2 separate regions of the Homo sapiens genome follow, and region 2 is linked to region 1. A link is a loop called in an ENCODE intact Hi-C map of the cell type or tissue named here. Cell type or tissue: heart left ventricle. All regions are shown on one strand. Links, peaks and the distances in the headings refer to the core of each region. The heading gives the core; the rest is flanking DNA.

Region 1 (10,046 bases), core at 3,183-8,182:
ATGTAATTTAGTTACAAAGTTAGATAAAGAACAAATAAAAGTGTTTCTATCCATGTAGTCATTAATTGGCTGTGTGTATAAGTTAGCATAGCACTTCTCAACCCTGACTACATATTAGGGTTACCAAGAAATTTAGAAAATCACTGATGCCTGAGCCTTACTCCCCAGAGATCTGAATGCAAGGTACCTCTGGGACGTCAGCCCTTTGAGTACTAGTTCACCCCAATTATGAGCACCACTTGTCATCTTTTAACTTCTGCTCAGTTAGGTTCACATCCATTCACTGACTGTGTGTTTTTAGTTTCAAAGATGAACATAATGTAACAAAGAGTAAGCATTCCCCTTTCACAGAAGGCCTTAAGTGACCATTTTAGACCATTTAGTATCATCGACAGGAAAATTAAATTCCTAAACAAGTGACCAGTCAAGATGTCTTGAATATTTACAAGTGCTTGTTAGCGTAATAGACACGTGTGTTTTCAAAGGGCTCCTGAAGGTAAATCACTGAAGCGGCAATGCTCAGCATCGTCATATTCAGAGTGGTGAGTGAGGCACTGGGAGACTATACCTTTTACTGTGATGGCTACGAAAAGAGCTTTGATACTAGCTGGACCTTACAGCTGAAAATAAAATAAGAGTCAACAGCCTCATGCTTTGGCTAAGTGCAGCCACCAGCACCAAAGATTAAGGCATCTTTCAGGAGCCATGGTTCAAGAACCAACATGGCACAAACATCTTCTTTCTGTCAGATGACCAGATTCCTAAAACCTGGGAGACTTGGTAGATCATCTTTTCTAATGTCCACATTTTCCCCAAAAGAGGAAGTTGAAATAATTGGGAGTATTCAGGGCTGGAGTCAGAAAACCCAGATATCCCTGGTGGAGTAAGAAGAGCCCTGAGCTGGCATCAAGACAGTGCCAGTGGACTGTGCCATCTCCACCTCCCACTGGCTGGAGCACCATATCCAACTGACCTCAACTCTGTGACAAGGAGCATAATCATAGCTGAATGCCAAGGCTGTTGAAAGGATCAGATGTGATGTTACTCAGCAGGTGCTTCACTGGCTGGATTGTGCTATTGGGTTTTAATGTATTATTATTGTACCATCATTTTCCACTCAGCCCTCTGCTTGGCCGCTTTTGAGCTTTCACAATGACAAATTGAGGGTGAGGGGTTTGAATGAGTACACCTTCTTTTTAAGGCCTGAGAAGTTAATACATAAAAGAGCGTGGATTCCATACAAGCTTGTGACTCTGGTCCTATAATTGGGCCAGTGTGTTGACTGGATAACATATAGTGGAGCACTCTACAACTTCCAGATTAACCCTTTCTAATAGAAAATAAGGAATCAAAATGACCCTGGTAACCAAAAGCAACTGCTGAAAGCACTGCTGACAGCAATGGATGTCCCAAGCAAAGCTACCGGCTGCCACCCTCCTGCTAGGATCCCAAGTCTTTTGTCTTCTCTTTCTCCTTATCCCCTTAGAGAAAAGCTCTTGAATTAAGTAACTCTCCCAAACCAACCCAGACTGCAGAACTCCTGGAGGCTTAAATGACAGATAAATGTGGTCCCTGTGATCTTCTTTCCCCCATTCCTCCCTCCCCATCCGCCCCCATCCCTACTTTCTCTTCTTCTTCTAGCTTCTTCCCAAATCATCTCCCCAGCTGCAGCTCGATTATAAAGCATTTTTCCCAACTGCAGATTTATTCCCCAGGAGTCATTTGTTAAACAGAGGAACAGTGATGCCTCCAGGGAAGACGAACAGTGGGATGAGAAAGAAGTTTATTCTCCCAAGTCTTTGATGTAAGAAAAATAAGTTTGAGCTGATTTAAAGATCATTCTGACTTATGCCATAACATTTTCCTTTCAATGAGAGTCGTTTCTCTCTTTCATGCATCGCCCTGAGTTTACCTGCTTTCGTGCCAGTCCACTTTTTGATGCAGAGGATGCTTGGAATAGAAAATCAGGTTGACTCAGAGCCTGTGGGATTAGCAGCCCATGACACCTTGAAAAGCTGACAAGAAAGGTCTGGAATGACAAAGGCTCCAGAGATATTTCCTGAAAACTGGTTTTCCTCGTAAGTTTTCATGCCCTCGGTAATAAGTACAGGGCACCTGCTACCTTTCACCAGATTCCAGCCAGTGGAGGGAAGCAGTGCAGGATTGTGATCCCAGCAGCCCCTGCCCATTCCAGTCCCACCCCAGGACTGCAGAGAAGCAGCTCAGTCTGGTGGGAGGTACTCACAGCTTTAGCTGTCCTCCTTTCACCCATACAATGGAATTGTATTATGTGCCATCACAGTGGCTGTTACGTAGCAGGTGCCTGAAAAAATGATAGCCAGCTTGGTAAGATTCTTCAAATAAAACTTGGCTCAGTTTATTTTTTTTTCCATCATTGTTTCACCCCTTCTAAAATTGGATATTTTTCTCCGCTTTCCATGGTTCCTGTAGTCAAAAGGTCAGCTTTGTCTTAACCAGCAAACGTTTTCTGCAAAAGGTCAGAGAATAAATATTCCCGGTGTTGCGGGCCATACTGTCTCAGTCACAGCCATGTAATTCTGCATTGTACCATGAAAGCAGCTACAGACCATTCATAAACAAATGGGCCTGGGTGTCCTCCAGGAAAACACCAATTATGCACAACCGGCTGTGGGCTGGATCGGACCCCTGGGCGGCAGTTTGCTCACCCCTCTTCTCAACAATCAGAAGTTATTACAACTAGTATTTTAGCAAATAGTTTTGAGCAGACACTATTCAAAGAGCTGTATCTGTGAGCTTATTAACCCTCACTGTGGCTCTGTACATGATACTGGTGTTTTTTTTGCTTGTTTTTTTGTTTTTCTTTTTGAGATGGAGTCTCACTGTGTTGCCCAGGCTGGAGTGCAGTGGCGCAATCTTGGCTCACTGCAAGCTCCGCTTTCCGGGTTCACACCATTCTCCTGCCTTAGCCTCCTGAGTAGCTGGGACTACAGGTGCCCGCCACCATGCTTGGCTAATTTTTGAATTTTTAGTAGAGACGGGGTTTCACCTTGTTAGCCAGGATGATCTCAATCTCCTGACCTCATGATCCACCCACCTCGGCCTCCCAAAGTGCTGGGATTACAGGCATGAGCCACCGCGCCCAGCCTGTACATGATACTGTTAATATGACCCTCCCTTTACAAATGAGGAAATAGAAGTACAGAAAGATTAAGCACTTTGCCCAAGGCCCCACAGCTTGTGAAATGGTAGGCCCAGGATTGGAAGCCAAGCCGGCTAGCCCTAGATCCCATCCTCTGGAGCTCCGCACTGTGCCATCTCCTGCCACTGTTAATGATATGAACATTTGAAGAGCATTTACTGTGCCCCAGCTTTCTTCCCAGTACTTGCACGCTGTGTTACTTTCCTGTTGCTGTCATAACCAATGACCACAAACTTGGTGGCTGAACCCAACACACATTTATGATCTTATAGCTCTAGAGACCAGCAGTCTGAAGTGGGTCTCACTGGGATAAAATTAAAATGTGGTAAGGTCTGAGGCTTACCTTCTTGAGGCTCTTGGGGAGAATTTGTTCCCTTCCCTATTCCAGCATCTAGACCCTGCCCACATACCTCGGCTTGTGGCCCCTTCCACCATCTTCAGATCCGGCCATGGTCAGCCATGTCCTTCTCACATCACATCACTGTGACTCTCCTGACTTCCTCTTTGACGTACAGGCCCCTTGTGAGGACACAGGCCCACCCGAACAATCCAGATAACCTCCCCATCTGACAAGCAGCTGATTAGCTTAACAATTCCCACCTCCTGCCAGCCACGTGACCTAACATACGCGCAGGTTCCAGAGATTAAGATGTAGACCTGCTGGGTGCGGTGGCTCACGACTGTAATCCCAGCACTTTGGGAGGCCTAAGCAAGTGGATCACAAAGTCAGGAGATCGAGACCATCCTGGCTAACACAGTGAAACCCCATCTCTACTAAAAATACAAAAAAAAATTAGCTGGGCGTAGTGGCGGGTGCCTGTAGTCCCAGCTACTTGGGAGGCTGAGGCAGGAGAATGGTCTGAACCTGGGAGGCGGAGCTTGCAGTGAGCCGAGATCGCGCCACTGCACTCCAGCCTGGGCGACAAAGCGAGACTCCGTCTCAAAAAAAAAAAAAAAATGTAGACCTTCTGGGAGGGCCATTATTCTGCGTACCACACACATGTTTTAGCTCAACTAATGCACAAGAACCTAAGATGTGGGACCTGTTATGACCATTTTACAGAGGGGTACACCATGTCCCAGAGATGTCAAGTGCATTGTCCAAAGTCCCACAGCTAAATCGGACACCTAGGGTTCTACAGGTGTCTGGCTCCACAACATGTGTCCTTAACCACTGTTTAACCTTTTGGCTAAGAAAACATGAGTGTCAGGCATCTCAAAAAAATGTAGACTAAAAATATTTATGCACCCCAGGTGATCACAGCCCCTCACTTTCCTGGGACAACCCTGGTTTGCACCTGTAGCCTCCTTGACACTCGGAAAATGCTCCGGTGGGCAGTAAATATGCCCCCCACCAGAGCTGACCGAAATTCTAAGTCTTTGATTCCTCATTACCCGATCCCCAATCCCCAGCCAGGGAGTCAGAGGTGGGGCGCTGTCTGTTAGTGGATGATATTTGGGATCTCTCGTGGTTGTACATTCTTCCCTTCTCACAAGTGAATTTCAATCAACAATAACAGATGTTTATAGAAGTAACTATTGCTGATAAGTCATTTATTTGTGGGGGATAAAAGGTCCTAAGACCTTTCTAAGTTTCTCCAATTGTTTTCCACTGTGGCCATCAGGGGAGCTTTCAGAAGCTGGCAGCTAAACACTTCCAAAGAGAAATGTGTCCATGGAGAAAGAGGCCTTTCCAGGTGGAAGAATGGAGTGCTGAGTGCTAGTTTTACTCATTCTTTCCTCTGTTTCCCCCTTTTCTGCAGACCGTTGAAAACTGTGTGTGCATTTTAAGGAACCTCTCGTACCGGCTGGCGGCAGAAACGTCTCAGGGACAGCACATGGGCACGGACGAGCTGGACGGGCTACTCTGTGGCGAGGCCAATGGCAAGGATGCTGAGAGCTCTGGGTGCTGGGGCAAGAAGAAGAAGAAAAAGAAATCCCAAGATCAGGTGATGCAGGCTGCTTGCAGCTGCATGCAATTATCCCCTTCCTAATTGCAACTGTAATATATCCTCAATATATAGAGAATGAGCCCTGCATTTTCATCAGGAGGTAAAATCACTAATGCATCTGCACAATTTTCCTGTGGGAATTTCACAGCTGAGACGGTGGGACATGAAATGATTTCCCTCACGTCTCGCAGTTGAGCCAGGATAGGAAATTACTTAAAAAAGAAAAAAAGACACCTGAGGCCCTAGCAAGCTCTGACATTCCACCTCTGAGCAGGCGCTGTGTTAATTCACACATTTACTTAGGGCATTGTCGGAGCTGGATTTGATGCCATCCAGGTGACAGGGATGGGTGGAACAGGAGATGTGGTATAAGAAGGGAAACAGAGAGAGACAGAGGGAGGCCAAAGATCCATCATGTATTTAATCGCTGGTTTCGAAGCATTTAGATTTTCAGTCTCACACTTTCCATTGGAAATGGGGTAACAGAGAATTCACAGCCCTTCCACAGGATGGCATTAGAAGCTTGGCCGTGGGGAACAATTCAGGTGAATTCAGAACAATGTTGAGCTGGAGCTGGAGGCCTCTTGAGAACAGAATGGCCCTCACCTGCTGCAGCGGGAAGTAGGTTCCCCTGCAGCAAAACGAAGGCCGCTAGGCAGCAACTCACAACCCTGATGCATCAGAACAGTCTCTGCTCCTGTCTTGGGGAGCCCATGAGAGACCAAACCCCTCACCACAGGCCCCACCAGGACAGGGAGCGATGGGAGGACAAAGCATCCCCACCTTTGCTAACACTGGAACAGCGGTTAACTTCAGGGCCTGGAAACTGATTTATCTCATCAAGGAGCTTACAGAGAGTTTCACAAGTAAAGTGAAAAAAAGCAATATAAAAACAGGTGCGTACATAGATATAGGTATAGATGATACAGATACAATCTGGCCAGTTTTGTATAATATGTCATATGCAAATACAAAATGCTATTTGCCTGTACAAAATATATGTGTTTCTTGAAAAAGCAGAGTAAGATCCAAGAGAAGATAATGATTGATTCCTTTTGTACTTCTGTATTTATAAATCTTCTACAATGAAAATTACATTTGTAATCTTTGCAAATGGCCTTTAAAAAATAATGTTCATAAAGGCACTAAGTTAATGTATGCTTATAAAAGTGTATGGTTTTTTTCAGAGAAATTTATACCTCACTGAAAGGTGTAAGACATTATGTAAAATGAAAGGTTATCTAGTCTACAACACAGACCTTCCAGGACAGAGGAGCCAAATATTATAACAGGAGTAAAAGTGATACAAATAATAATTGGTTTAATGATGGCCTCTAGAACTTTTTCTAGTCCAGAAATTTATGTTGACCCTTACCTTTGGCATTGGTGTTCTTGACCTTAAAAAGACACTATAATATTCTGCATGTCAAATTTAGCTATAAGAAAAATCTCAGAAACTTTAAAAAAAAATCCCTGTAGGGATAATTCTAGAAAATATATGATACAAAAATATGATGCATGCATGCTGTTAGTTCAAGAAATGGTTGCTATTGAACCATACTAGAAGTATCAGACTTCTAGGCCATTCTAGTCTAGAAGCACCAGACTACGAGCTCCTGTGTGCAGAAGTGTTTGACACTCTATGCATCACTTTCTGGTCTAAGAGGTCCTTGCAAACTCATCCATTTTTGCATCTGCTGTGTGCCTGTTGCTGAGTTCTAAGGAATTGCTAGTTTCTCTAGTCCGTTTTGGACAAAACCTCCCATGAAACAGTCAGCATGTCATCTGCCAAGAAGGCGCGTCTCCCCCAGAAGGACCCTCTCTGCCCTCAGCAGGGCTTTATGACAGCAGACTGTCACTGCATGGTTGGTGGAGGGAATCCGAAGATTGGGGTCCAGGGAAATAGGAGGAGACAAAATGGATTCATTTACTTTTTGCACCTTTTGTAGCAATCAGCATTTTTTGGTTTGTTTTCACCTTGGTCTATGGCCAACGATCCTGTGATGGTGTCCTGAGGTGGGTACTGTTTCAGCGTGGTTTGGAGGTGACGGGACATTGTCCTCCACCAGCTGCTGGTCAGGTCAGACCTTCTTCAAGGCGCTGTTGGTGTGAGATTGACCATGGGCAGAGGGCCACTGAGAAAAACAAAAACTAAATAAGCAGGACCTGATGGAATCCAAAACCTCCCTTTTTAGCTTATAAATCAATTTAAAGTTATTTAATTTAAATGGGTAAAAAATATATGTCTGTCTGCATGGGTGAGGAGACAAACCTATCAATTCAAACAGGATTCTGATCCACTATTTTTATCTGGTAGGTCTTCTTTCATGATCATCTTTGTTTCACAACTGAGTGCACTGTAGTCAATTTAACAGTAAATATTTTTGCTCTTTTTCACCTCTTTGTTAAGTTGTAGATGCCAAATGCATAAATGACTGGAAGATTCACCTGTGATATACACGGTGCTGTTTTATGCATAAAAGCAGTAGGAATGGGCCTCTGTGTAAAACTTCAATGCCCCCTTATTTTTCCCACAATGAAAGAGATGTCTTGGAAGAACTTTCAAGGCTTCTTGCCCGCACTCTTTCCTGGCCTGTCTTAGGATCCCGCAGACCAGCCTCTACGCTTCTGTTCATGCTGTTCCACTGCCTGGCCCTCCCTTTCCCCACTCACTACTTGGAGAATAATCATTCAAGAGCAAATAAAACATCCCCTCTATCTTTCCAAGACTTCTTTCAAGTAAACAATTACTCCCTAATCTACTTCTCCATAATTTTATTTAAACTTCTCTGCTAGTTATTATCATATTATGGGTTAAGTATAGCAATTGATCCCCAAAGAGAGCGAATTTTCTGGGGCAAAGGACTCTGTGGGTCTTATTTCGGTCTGTGACTTCTAGCCCAATGCCTGGCCCCAATTACACTGTGGCCTATGGTGGCCCCTAGCTCTTGCTGTGGGTTTAATTGTGGGTGGATGCTCATAGCTGTGACTTTTCCCAGACTCATCTGTTTCTTTCCTGGTGAGACTTTGCCCCAAGGGCTGCTGTGAGCCAAGCGTCTTCCGCAGTCTTCCCTCCCTGTGTTTTGAGCTGTTCCCCAGCCTCTCATGACAGTGCTGCATTTATCTCACTGTTAGTCAGTATTCTGAATCTGCAATCACCACCAAAACAAATGCACCATCTAAATTACTGTTATCATCTAAGAACTTAAGTTTATATGCAACAAAGGTATATGTGTATGTGTCAAAAAGTATCCCTGGAGAAGCAGGACTTTTGATCCTGCCAGACTAAACAAATTCTTTGCACTGAAGGTGTTATGAGAAATCATGAAATCCCACCACCTACAAGGTTTTCTTGGATTTTCAGGATATCGGTATTGGCCACCACTTCTTCAAGAGCCTCACACGTTGCCTGCTATGTCATTCGGATGCTCTTGACCCAAAAGTGAGACTCTAGGGCTAAATAAACAGCATGCATATCCCAAAGCACAAACATGAATTTTATTAGTAGTTAAAATGACCACAATGGAGATTTGAACTTTAACAGTTTCTTCTCATTTCAGACAAAGTAGATATTAATGATAAATATCTAGGTATACATTTACATAGTTAACATGTAAATAATATGTGAGTAAAATAGCACTAACCTCCAAGAAGAAAATAATACCCACACCTTCAGCGTGCCTCCTTCTAGAGAGATTCATAGTTACAACTTACATCTGGGCATATATCCTTTCAGATGTTTTTCTGTTAGAGGCCATATCAGACAGCAAAATTCATAAGGTCTTATAGTTAGTAAGTGTATTTCCACTGATGTAGAACTCCGGTCTCTTGAGTCTTCAGAGGTGGGCTCCTTGTATTTTATGGGGCTCTCATCTTCAGGGTGCTGCCTTCCTCCCCATGGTCACGATTCTGGCTCTTCACATCCACAGTTCAGGAGCAGAAATGGGGGAAAGAAGACAGGAGTATCCTTTCCTTTAGGACCCCACCCAGAAGTTGCACACATCACTGTTACATCCCTGTGGCCTAGACTGGCTCGTAGTGGCACCAGAGCTGCGAGGGAGGCTGGGGATTGTAGTCTTTTGTGACAACTATGACCCTAGGTGAACCTTGGGCATTCTCTTAATAAAGAAAAAAAGGCATGTAGTGGCCCATTCAGGGTGTGCAGTGAGTAGGGGGCTCTCCTTGTGAGGAGGAGTCTCTTACCAGTGAAATCGTGTAGCATTGTCTGCACATGGTAGTGAACAAAAACCCAACTTGTATTCATTTCATTACCTGTACATTCCCTGCAAAGAGTGCAGCCTCTTATTACCTGCCCCCAGGTGACAGCCCCCACTGCCCACTTTGGCACACCACTGATGGGCGGGAAGGTGTAGGCACAAGTCTGCTCTATGTCACTTTGCTGACCACTTTATGACAGCTTATCATTTGACACAGACTGACTTTTTTCCTTGCCAGTAAGCAGTTCTTCACACTGGAATGAGGAGGAGCTACTGTGAATTCCATGGTAGAGGAATACCATGACGTGGCGAACCAATCCCCTATTCCTAGAAAATCAGGTTGCTTCCAAGTTTGTACTAATGTAAACTGTAATGAACATCTGTGTAGTTAAATCTCACCTACCCCCTTAATCACTTCTTGAGAGTGCATTCTTAGAAGTGAAATAGCTAGACCAAATGCATGCTTTTAAGACTCTCAATACGCAAACCAGAATTTATCTTAATCACTCTAAATGTCAGTGACAGTTTCTGTTCGTGGACTTGATTTTTTATTATCACTTCATGCATCTGCTCCTCATGACATTTGGATGCTCCTAGGCTTTCATTTCCTAATATCACAGGTTGTTTTTCTTTTTCTTCCAGACAGTTTTCATTTTCTCATTAGTAACCATACTCTTTCTTTTGCCGCTTAATATC
Region 2 (10,046 bases), core at 3,344-8,343, 120 kb after region 1:
TTCCATTAGAGTAATATGTCCAATATTACTGACATTATAGCAAAGGAAAGCAGGCACTGTCCCAGCCCCTGTTCCCACTTTACATTGGCACTTGTTTTCAATTCTTTAGCTTTTTTTTCTGATAATATTTAGACTTTTAAGGGGCTCAAAACTCTATCAAAAATCATTGAAAACATAAATAGATGAATTAATAAAGAACAAAATGCATACTCATTTCCATGTTCCTAATTCTTATTAGATACACCAAGACTAATCTTTGTGTATCTAATTCTCGTTATTCCTGTTCTACTTGACTGATAGGATAAAGCCAGAATGAGAGGTGCATGATTTTAAAAGATATTACCCAGCTTACTTACTAGGTGCTAACTGTGTGGCAAGATTCTCTGAACAATCCCAAGAGAACAAAGCATTGAGCCCCTTAAAAGTCTAAATGTTGTCAGGGGAAAAAAATAAAAAATCTAAAAGAATTGAAAGCAATGGCCTCTGTAAAGGAGGATTTGGGGGTGGAGCAGGTGACTGCTTTTCTTTGCTATAATGTTAGTACTATTTAACATGTTACTTTGATAAAAATAAAATCTATTTAAAAAAGAAAAAAAGACTGGAAGGAAATACCATGACAGGTTAACAGGAGTTCTCTCAGGTGGAGAGGGTGGAATTACCACCTATTTTTATTTTCTTCTTTATGCTTTGTAAATTCACAAAATAATCTGTGATATATTTATGCGGTTTTTATAAGGAAAAATAGTATAGATGCTTTCTGTATATTAACTAGATGTCAGAAGCCTAACGGAGGCTTGGTAGGATGCATTTTGAATATGCTCTATATTGAAAAATATCATTCCTGGAGCAGACCAGCTTGGAGACAGGCGAGGGTGGGCATTTGGGGCTGGAAAGGACACAGGCAGGTAAACGGGAAGGGAGGACGCTGCCCTGGATTCTGGTTGCCAACAGATAGGTCCTGGGAGCAAAGGGGTAAACCCTTGTGGAAAATCTTGAGGCAGCGGAAGAGGGAGCCAGGCAGAGCTGGAACCAGGTCGGCAAAAAATAGACAGTTTCCGGGTCCCCTAACATTCTGAGCATCGTATTTTCATCGAAGTCGAAGCTTCTGACCAGAGCGGGTTTGTAAAGGGACCATTTATTCAACATTCATGAAGGAAAGCAGGCCCTACCCGCCAGGCTCTCTGGAGGGAAGGAGGTGTGTCTTCATTCACATTTGGCTCTGTTCACCTCCATGAGAGCGCAGAACTTCAAGAACCTCTTCTGACACACCATAGAAATATTATGCAAATCCAGATACTTGGAACTTAAAAATGTCCGGAGGTGAAAAATCACTCTGTCTTGCCCATCTAACAGGAGCGTGCTGTGTTTTGCAGGATGGATGGTCACAATACCACTTTGTAGCCTCGTCTTCAACCATCGAGAGGGACCGGCAAAGGCCCTACTCCTCCTCCCGCACGCCCTCCATCTCCCCTGTGCGCGTGTCTCCCAACAACCGCTCAGGTAAGAGGCTGCCGTGGCTAGCCAGCCAGGCTTTATTTCTCGTTGAGCAAAGACGGTCCTTCCCAGTCCGTGAGCCAACCCGTACTCAGAGGAGAGCCTTCCATTCAGACCTTCGCTAGAAGTAGGAAATGAATCTGTTCTTTGTACTGTGGTGGCCACTCTGTGTTTTGTATACACAGACTCAGAGCAAATCTCCTTCTCTAACAGGTTCTTATGCATGACATGCACGTAATGAACCTGAATTCAGGAGGAACGAGTATAAAGAAAACTGTCATGTGTCTGCAAATCCGGGGTTTCCGTGGACAATTTTTCCAACTTAAAATAGTTTGAGTTGGCCTGGCGAGGTGGCTCATGCCTGTAATCCCAGCATGTTAAGAGGCTGAGGCAGGCGGATTGCCTGAGCTCGGGAGTTCGAAACCATCCTGGGCAACATGGTGAAACCCCGTCTCTAGTAAAAATACAAAAATTAGCCGGGCTTGTTGGCACACGCCTGTAATCCCAGCTACTCGGGAGGCTGAGGCAGGAGAATCACTTGAACCCGGGAGGCCGAGATTTCAGTGAGCAGAGATCGCGCCACTGCACCCCAGCCTGGGTGACAGAGTGAGACTCCGTCTCAATAAATAAATAAATAAATAAAATAAAAATAGTTTGAGTTGCATTTTGTCATAATTGGGATAAAAAGTTGAGGAGACCAAATGTGCTTTCTTCCTTCAGTGTGATATACATTTGACACATAGCACTGATGCTTTCATAACTGTTCCACATCTAATTGGCTTTTCATTATTAATGATAAACCGGCAGATGCCACTGATAAATTATTATCGTAGCCAACTATAACTTCCATGTCATTCCATTTAATTTTTTTCTAATTTTGTCACATTCCTATTGCTTAAATTTTGAACTTCTTGTATTCGTAAAAATACTTGATTTTTATACCCTTTTTAATTCACATTAAGAAATGCCAAAAATCAGAGGAAAGATGAAAGGCAAATGTGAACACACCATTTAGTAATATAAATGGCATAAATTTGCTGTTTTCCTCACAGTTTAGTTTTTAAAACTTTTATTTTGATTTCTGCATTTTGATTTTGTTCTGAGAGTGAAAGATGGATAACAAGTTATATGCACCCACACAGATGACAGCTATGTAGGCTCTTATTTATGAAAGCTTTCTTCCTACTCTTCTCTGCCCTCTCCCTGCTGAGGAAATCCTATTCTCTGAAATGACACCTGGGAGGACCTGGTAGAGAGCATTGCCCAGCAAAGTGGTCTCCCTACCCGCGAGAATGATGGTTGCAGAACTCCACGCCAGACTTTACTGTCAACATGATGAGAAATGAATGGCCAATATCTGACTGAAATAAATGGCCCGCTCCCAGCTCTGTGAAAGCTGATCCTTCTAGTGTACTGTCATTGCTTATCACATTTAGTCCAACCCTGGGTGACGATCAGGAACCCCCTGTACCTGTGGAAACGTCCACCCATCTCAGAAGCATGGAGGTGGCCTCTTAGGCCTCTTATTTCTGTAATTCCAGCAGGCTTAAAAAGATAAAGCGCATGGAGTGTGGAAAGCATATGGATGGTGTCTTTTGGAAAGCAGTGATTATTAAGAATTACAGTGAGCCAATCAGTGTTATGAGAATGAAACGACATGATGGATCGGCAAGGGCTGGAAGAGAGAAGCAGCCTTTTCTCGCGAGCAGGCAGGGCTGTGTTCAACCAGCCATGCAGACAGTGCGCTGCCTCAGGACTTCCTAGGCGAGGCACATCCAGACACCTAATAAACACTTGTTTGCGTGATTTGATTTTTCCCAGAACTTAATCCTGATTTACCAGAGACTTGGAGCACCGCTGTGTGTGAGGTCTCAGGAGATAATTACACACTTGATGTGGTTTAATAAACACCACCATCTGGGCAATATTGGATTCTAATTTTAAAAGCTGTGGTCAACAGGTTTTAAAATATTGTCCCTTCATGATTATGTGGCAGTAACTCATAAAAGGCTAACCTTTATTAGGGAAGACCCAGAGGCAAAAGGGCAAAGGCAGGAAGAGAGACTTTCCTGGAAGAGAAAGATGGTGAACCAAAGAGAAGGGGGCAGCAGGTGGAAGAGGTTAGCGAGGAACCAGCGAGCAGACAGGAACTGGATGCAGAGCCCAGTTGAGTGACAGGGCACAGAGCTTGCTAAGGACTCAGTTGTTCTTGCAGAGGTTCCCTCTCCAAGCAACAGAACCCCAATCTTCATACGACACAGTGGCTGCCCCTCACATCTCCCCAGATTCACATTCGGGACAGAGATGGCCCAAGTCCCAGCCTTTGTCCTCTCCCCTGGAACCTCTCTTCCCTCACAGCAGAGCCTGGGCATTCTCTCCACCTACACAGGGTCACTGTGGATCAGGGAGGTTCAGTCCTTGATCAAGTCATTGCAGCTCCAGGCTTGTCCTACAAGTGATGAAGGTGCTGCAGCTGTCTGAGCTGCATGGTTTTCTTCCCTGTCTGCCATTGCATTTGTACCCAGGACTTCTGGCCAGCTGGCATTGGGTGGGGTTCAAGCCTCAGTATTTTTTTTAAAGGATTCCAGGTAATGAATTCTAATAGGCATCCAGGATCCAAAACCCGTGATGGCTTCAAGAGCTGAGCATTGAGGCGTGATTTTATTTTGATAGGTTTGAGAGGGTGGCAACAACCCATGTTTATCTTCCCAGCACTTGGCTGTAACGTCTGTTGGGCACTTCTGCCTCTCATTCTACTTTATTTGGACATCCATTTCCTTACTCGATTGAGAGCTGCACAAGTTCAGGAAGAGCCACGTGATCTGCATGTCTGCCTTGCACAGTGGCTAGCACAGGAATTTGTACATAGAAGATATAAGGGTGACAAACTGAATCACATGACTCAGTGACATGAGAGGTGCCTTGGGGGACCACAGACCCAAGGAGCAAAGAGACCCTACAGAGGGTGTGAATGATAAGCTCGAAGGTAAACTGAAGTTTGGCTGGGGAGGAGCTTTGACACTAGCAAAGGAAAGAGAGATTTATCCTAAAAATCAGAGTGCTCTAGGGATTCCTAGCCTTAATAGTCACCAAGTATGCTCAGTAAATATGGATTCTGAAGCCCGTCACTGAAAATTCAGACTCAAAAGGTCCAGGATGGGCTCTGGGCATCCATAAATTCTCAAGTGAGTGTTGAGGGTAAACAAGGCTCTGAAGCACTGCCCTGGGCTATGGGAGCTGGGGAGAGCTTCCTGACAGAAGGACACGGCACCTGAGCTCCTGCGGAGCTGGACACAGCTGCAGGTGCCCACAGGGTGGGGTGCGCGACCAGCTGCCCCCTCACCCAGACGCATGGCTCCTGCCAACCTCTCCCAGTGCCCCTCTGCACTGGCAGGAAGGTTGAGTTGCTGCCAATCCATTCAGTCACTCATGAAAATTCAACCTCCTTTTACTGACTTCCTTGCCTCTGAGTTCAGCTTTTCCTCTCTTCTAGTACCAGTTTTTTAAGGACTCCTGGAATTTCCCAGGAGGATCCTCCAATTACAACCCAGCACTTTAGAAATGGGTGTAAGAGGAACGGCAGGGCTCAGCCTCCCAGCCAGACAGGCAGTGAGTGGCTGAGGTGTAAGGAGGGCCTCAGAGATTATTGGGGTGTTTATGCAAAAAGCTGGAGCAAGAATGCCCTAGCAGGAACTAGAGCTGCCTCCATGCCCCTCCCCAGCCCACCCCAGCCACAGACAAAGAAGGTCTTTGTGGGCTTGGTTATTTTTGCCCCACAAATCATCCTGTGTAGAGAGCTGTTTCCTCTGACTTTTTTAAAGGCAGTTTCTAGGTGACTCAGTGTTTAAGTAAAACTGCATTTATTTTAATCAAGGATTAGTCAATATCAGTAATAGATCTTCTGAAACACATCTAATTAAGGAAGGGAGCACGGGAAGGAAAGGGAAGGAAAAGAGAAGAGAAAGGAAGAAACCAAAAGCAGTCTCATTCCTAAACTGCCCCACACACCTTGGGCAGGTCACGTCCCCTCCATGATCTCTCTCTGAGGAAGATGGCCCCAGGATGTGGTCCCCAGTTGCCAGCCTCCAAATCACATGCCCTCTAACTATAAAGCATCAGTTGTCACAGGTGAGGGAATGGGGCAGGGACAAGAGCCAAAACTGCCAAAAAATAAAAATTAAAAAGAAAACCCATCAGGTCCTCACGTAGGCATTGAGATGCGGGACCATGCATAGTGAGGACCCTGACTGTGTGGAAGGCACACACGCTGTGGGATGAGATGCAGAAAATCCCCCTTTTGATTTCTTTATGTAGCAAGTGCCCCAGCTTCACCTCGGGAAATGATCAGCCTCAAAGAAAGGAAAACAGACTACGAGTGCACCGGCAGCAACGCCACCTACCACGGAGCTAAAGGCGAACACACTTCCAGGAAAGATGCCATGACAGGTGAGCGCCCCTCGCGCGCCCCCTCCTGGAACTTGGTGGCTTGACCCGCGACAAGGCAGAGATATGGGACATCAGGCTTCACGGGGCTGGCTGCGCTTGGCTGCTGAGCAGGACTTAGCAGCTGTCCAGTCACTTGAGAGCTTGATAATGATGATTTCCAAGAATTGGGACTAAGAATAGAGGCATAACTAAGATAAAATGTTTTCTACCCATGTTTTATCGGTCCTTTCCTCTTGTTTGCCCAGCTCATAATATTCTTTCAAATTAGAGAGAATATTCCCACATATTTCTTCCTCATTGACATCACCCACTGGGGAGGGGACTCGATGGAGGCAGTGTAGTTAGGCCCTGTGCATTAGGAATGGAGGGAACTGAAAAGAAGGTGGAAGGGGAGGGGAGGGGAGGGGAGGTGGGGAGGGGAATAGAGTGGGGAGGGGAGGAGAGGGGAGTGGGGAGGGGAGGGACGGGGAATGGAAAGAGGAGGGCAGGAGGAGGATTTAAGGGGAACTGCATGAAACTGCTGTTGAGATATTTTCCCCTCTTGCCATGATACAACCTCTTACGTGACATATCCCAAAGAAGCTTCCTTAGAGCTGATGACTGCAGATTCCCTGGGGAGGCATTCATCTTTCACGCTCGTCATCCCTCACGATCTCAGTCACAGCCATTGCCTTCCTTTCTCATCAGCCAAGACTCTATGGAGGCCAGAATTGGTACAGTGGGTATCTGTCTCTGCCCCCTCCACTGTGCCATGCCCAGCCCATCTGATAACAGGGCTTACCCTTAAGTCACTGTATAGTCTGTACGTCTTGTACACTCTGTATATGCTTCTGTTGAGGCACTCACAGCCCCCTCCAAGCTCTCCATACCTCACCCTCTCCCTGGATGGCCCTCCTCCAAGAAGCAGGATGTGGGCTCTGGCTGTAGAGGGAGTTATACCTTAAAAGCAAAGCTGCCGGAGCCCTGAGGACCTTTCAACGGGGACCCCACATCCTCTTTACCACATGGGCATGGAGATGGGTCCCTGCTGAAAATAGGCTATGAGGAAGAGCCTTTAATAGAACAAGGCCATGTTAGAGCATTCATAAAGCTGGGGCGCAAAGGGCGCCGTGCAGACACTGAGACCCTCTTAGGAGAGGAATCTGAAGAGCAGGAGGCAGTTCTCCAGTAGTATTTAGGTGTAGACTGGCAGGGAAGCAGAGCAGACAAATTGGATGATTTATTAAAATGCCTTCCAAACCAGGACAGCGAAGATAAATTTTTCTAATAGCAAATGCATTTACCCCAGCGGCAGTGTTTTCCGTGTTAACTCTGCTCAGCTGCGTAAAGAAAACTATAATAAACGGATGTTTCTTATCCCTGCCCCCAGGAGCACATTCTGCCTCCATGTGCAGACCCTACAAGGGAACACCTCAGCGCTGCTCCTGAGACGTTTCCTGAACGGGAGAACCTAACTCATTACATGGACTCTAGGTTACTATTCACATTCACTGTTTCCCCTTACATGTTGCCGCGTAGATGAACAGGAACAAAGAAAGCTGTGAATCTGAATTCTGAGTCCCTGGAGTCTAGACATTCGGCAGAGGATCCCATTTGTACTGATTATGCTGAGCTAGTCATGACACCAAATTCAACTGACCCTTTCAATGTGCAGTTATCATTGCCCTGGGTAGCCACATCACCAGCTGTCTGGGATGATACACTGAGATTAAGGAACAGTTGTGAGATCGACTGCATTATTATTCAGTTTCATGTTTCTCTTTAACTCTCTTGCCCAAGAGAATCATTCAAAAGGCCTTCAGGTGTGGGTGTGCGTGTTTATGTCAAAACAGTTCCAATGGCACATAATTGTGCCCTGGACTCAAAATAAAATAAAACATAAAATTTACTATGTTTCTGATATTTAATCTTCTTAGAAAATGGCAGGGATCTTGACAATTTCAGTGTATGTAATTCTTCAAACTTATTTAGAGGCTTAAACAGCTTTGCTCTAACTTACTTAAAAATGCAATTCAGGAGTACACTCTCAATCATGTAGCAAGCCAGAAAGAACATTGAGATCTTTATTGAATATTATGTGTATATAGGGAAGTTCCTCTAAAGCCAATGGGTGCTATGTAAACGCCGATTGTTATTATCACAACAATGATGGTGGTGGTGGTGGTAGTGAGGGTGATGGAGGTGATGGTGGGATAGCAGAAGTGAGGATAGTGGTGGTTTGCCACTTTCAGTAGTGGTATGAATAAGTCCCCAGCCAAGCCAGGTGGAAGCCAGTCTTTCACATATTGATGGGGATATTGAGTTTACAACCCCCACCTTGCAGGATGTTAGCAAATGCCCATCATTCCAGGGTTTACTTGCAAAATCAGATTTCTTGTGGCCCCAACATCAAAAGCAATGCTTTTTCTTGTTCAAGAACAAATCTACGGAACATTTAAAGTTCAGTGCATTGAAAGATAACCTGAAAAACTGCCATCTTCCTTGTTTCATTCCCTGCCAAGAAAACATTCCCTCTGATATGAAAACCACAAGGGAAGCTTCATCCCCAAAATGCAGCCTATGAGGGCTGGAAGTGCAAACATCTCTTTGATGGAGCTGTCATCTCTTCTGCTGAGCTCTTAGAAGTTCAGATCCATCTAGGTGTTTATTCCAGGCTTCCCCCACCCTCCTTTTCTGGATTCATTTTCTAGCTTGGATGAAGCCTCATAAAATTCTTCTCTCCTAAGTGTTTCTCTGCCACTGGAGAGCCCTGAGAAATCCAGTTGGCTATTCATTCAGGCATGCCGGCTTCCATAGCGAGTTCTTGCAGCCCTGCATGCCTGGGAACCTCACGTGTTCAGTTCACCTCAAGAAAGGGCTGCAGCATCCCAGCAGCTCCACTGCCTGAGTTTTAAATTCACCTGGAGGTTTTCCCTTCCCATCTGAACTTCCCACATACCCTTTCATCCAATGGTCTGTTTGTTTTTTGTCAGTGTCTTTCTTATGCCATTTATTTATGTATTTATTTATTTATTTATTTATTTATTTATTTATTTTTGAGACGGAGTTTCACTGTGTCGCCCAGGCTGGAGTGCAGTGGCGCAATCTCAGCTCACTGTAACCTCCACCTCCCGGGTTCAAGCAATTCTCCTGCCTCAGCGTTTCGAGTAGCTGGGATTACAGGCACCTGCCACCATGCCCGGCTAATTTTTATATTTTTAGTAGAGACAGGGTTTAACCATGTTGGCCAGGCTGGTCTTGAACTCCTGACATCAAGTGATCTTCCCGCCTCATCCTCTCAAACTGCTGGGATTACAGGCATGAGCCACCACACCCGGCCTCTTATGCCTTTGAAAGTCGTTCTAGTCTTCAATGTGTTGATTCAGTTGGGAATTGGGTATTTGGGGGCTGTTAGAAAAATAGAAAGGCATTCTTCTGTGAGTCCACTATTAGCTCGGTCATATGAGGGCAGAGCCTCTGTGAATTCCTCTGCCTCACGTGTCTGTAAAGGTAATTCAGTCTCAGCTATGGTCTCGTTTAAACGAGTGAGGGGAAAGAACTTCCAGTATTAACATCCTAGGCTCAGAAGCCACAAACTGTGCCTCGTGCTTTTAAGATTCCTCTGGTGAGAGCGTCTCAGTGTCTGTTTATGATTTCACAACAGGGAGGGAGGCCAAGACTGCAATAGTGCAAACGTTCTAAAAAATATATGCATTTAATTCTGAGCAACAGAAAAAACAAAATTTCACCTTATTCCTCAAGTGACATTTTCTATCAGCAAATTATAGCTCTGAAGGCAGATCTATCTAAGGTTTACCCATTTATTCATTCAGCAAATGGGGCACTTACTCTATGGGTGTCCACTGAGGCCAGGTGCTGTGCCAGGTTCTGAGGATACATACGGAGGTAGCAGCAGGACAGACTGTTTCTCTCTCAAGGGCCTTCTGCTCTGGAAGAGGAAGGCAGACAGTACATAAGGTAAACAGTATAACAAGTTCCCAGCAAGATGATACTGCACTGTGTTTAGTAGGAAGAAGAAACTGATCAGGGTAATGAGATGGGGGTGCAGGCGGAAGGGGTTACTTCACTTGACGTGGGAGGAGGAGACATTTGAAGTCTGAGGGAAG

Evidence for each region. Hi-C counts contacts between places; a loop is a spot of excess contacts. Peaks named below come from ENCODE experiments on the same cell type or tissue, not always from the same donor. Only the 100,000 strongest peaks of a DNase experiment are listed, where the experiment ranks them.
Region 2: a loop joins it to region 1, with 2.7 times the contacts of the local background. A loop is called at or near these places in 3 of 110 quality-filtered maps.

The regions. Positions count from the first base shown.
Region 1 is chr5:11,105,942-11,115,987 of GRCh38, reverse strand. It overlaps CTNND2 (catenin delta 2), which reads left to right. Exons shown (of 22, transcript NM_001332.4): 14 at 4,945-5,130. Among named protein-coding and RNA genes, the nearest start is that of CTD-2154B17.1, 320 kb to the right of the region's middle. In heart left ventricle, for the core only: a CTCF peak has its summit at 5,651 (motif pointing right); no DNase peak of the experiment used is centred there.
Region 2 is chr5:10,984,005-10,994,050 of GRCh38, reverse strand. It overlaps CTNND2 (catenin delta 2), which reads left to right. Exons shown (of 22, transcript NM_001332.4): 19 at 1,374-1,500; 20 at 5,809-5,940. It overlaps LOC105374654 (a long non-coding RNA gene), which reads right to left. Exons shown (of 4, transcript XR_925791.3): 3 at 9,769-9,868; 4 at 6,528-6,635. Among named protein-coding and RNA genes, the nearest start is that of CTD-2154B17.1, 200 kb to the right of the region's middle. RefSeq lists enhancers at 5,695-5,744, 5,953-6,454. In heart left ventricle, for the core only: a CTCF peak has its summit at 5,969 (motif pointing left); a DNase peak (open chromatin) is centred at 5,980; H3K27ac peaks cover 3,385 bases.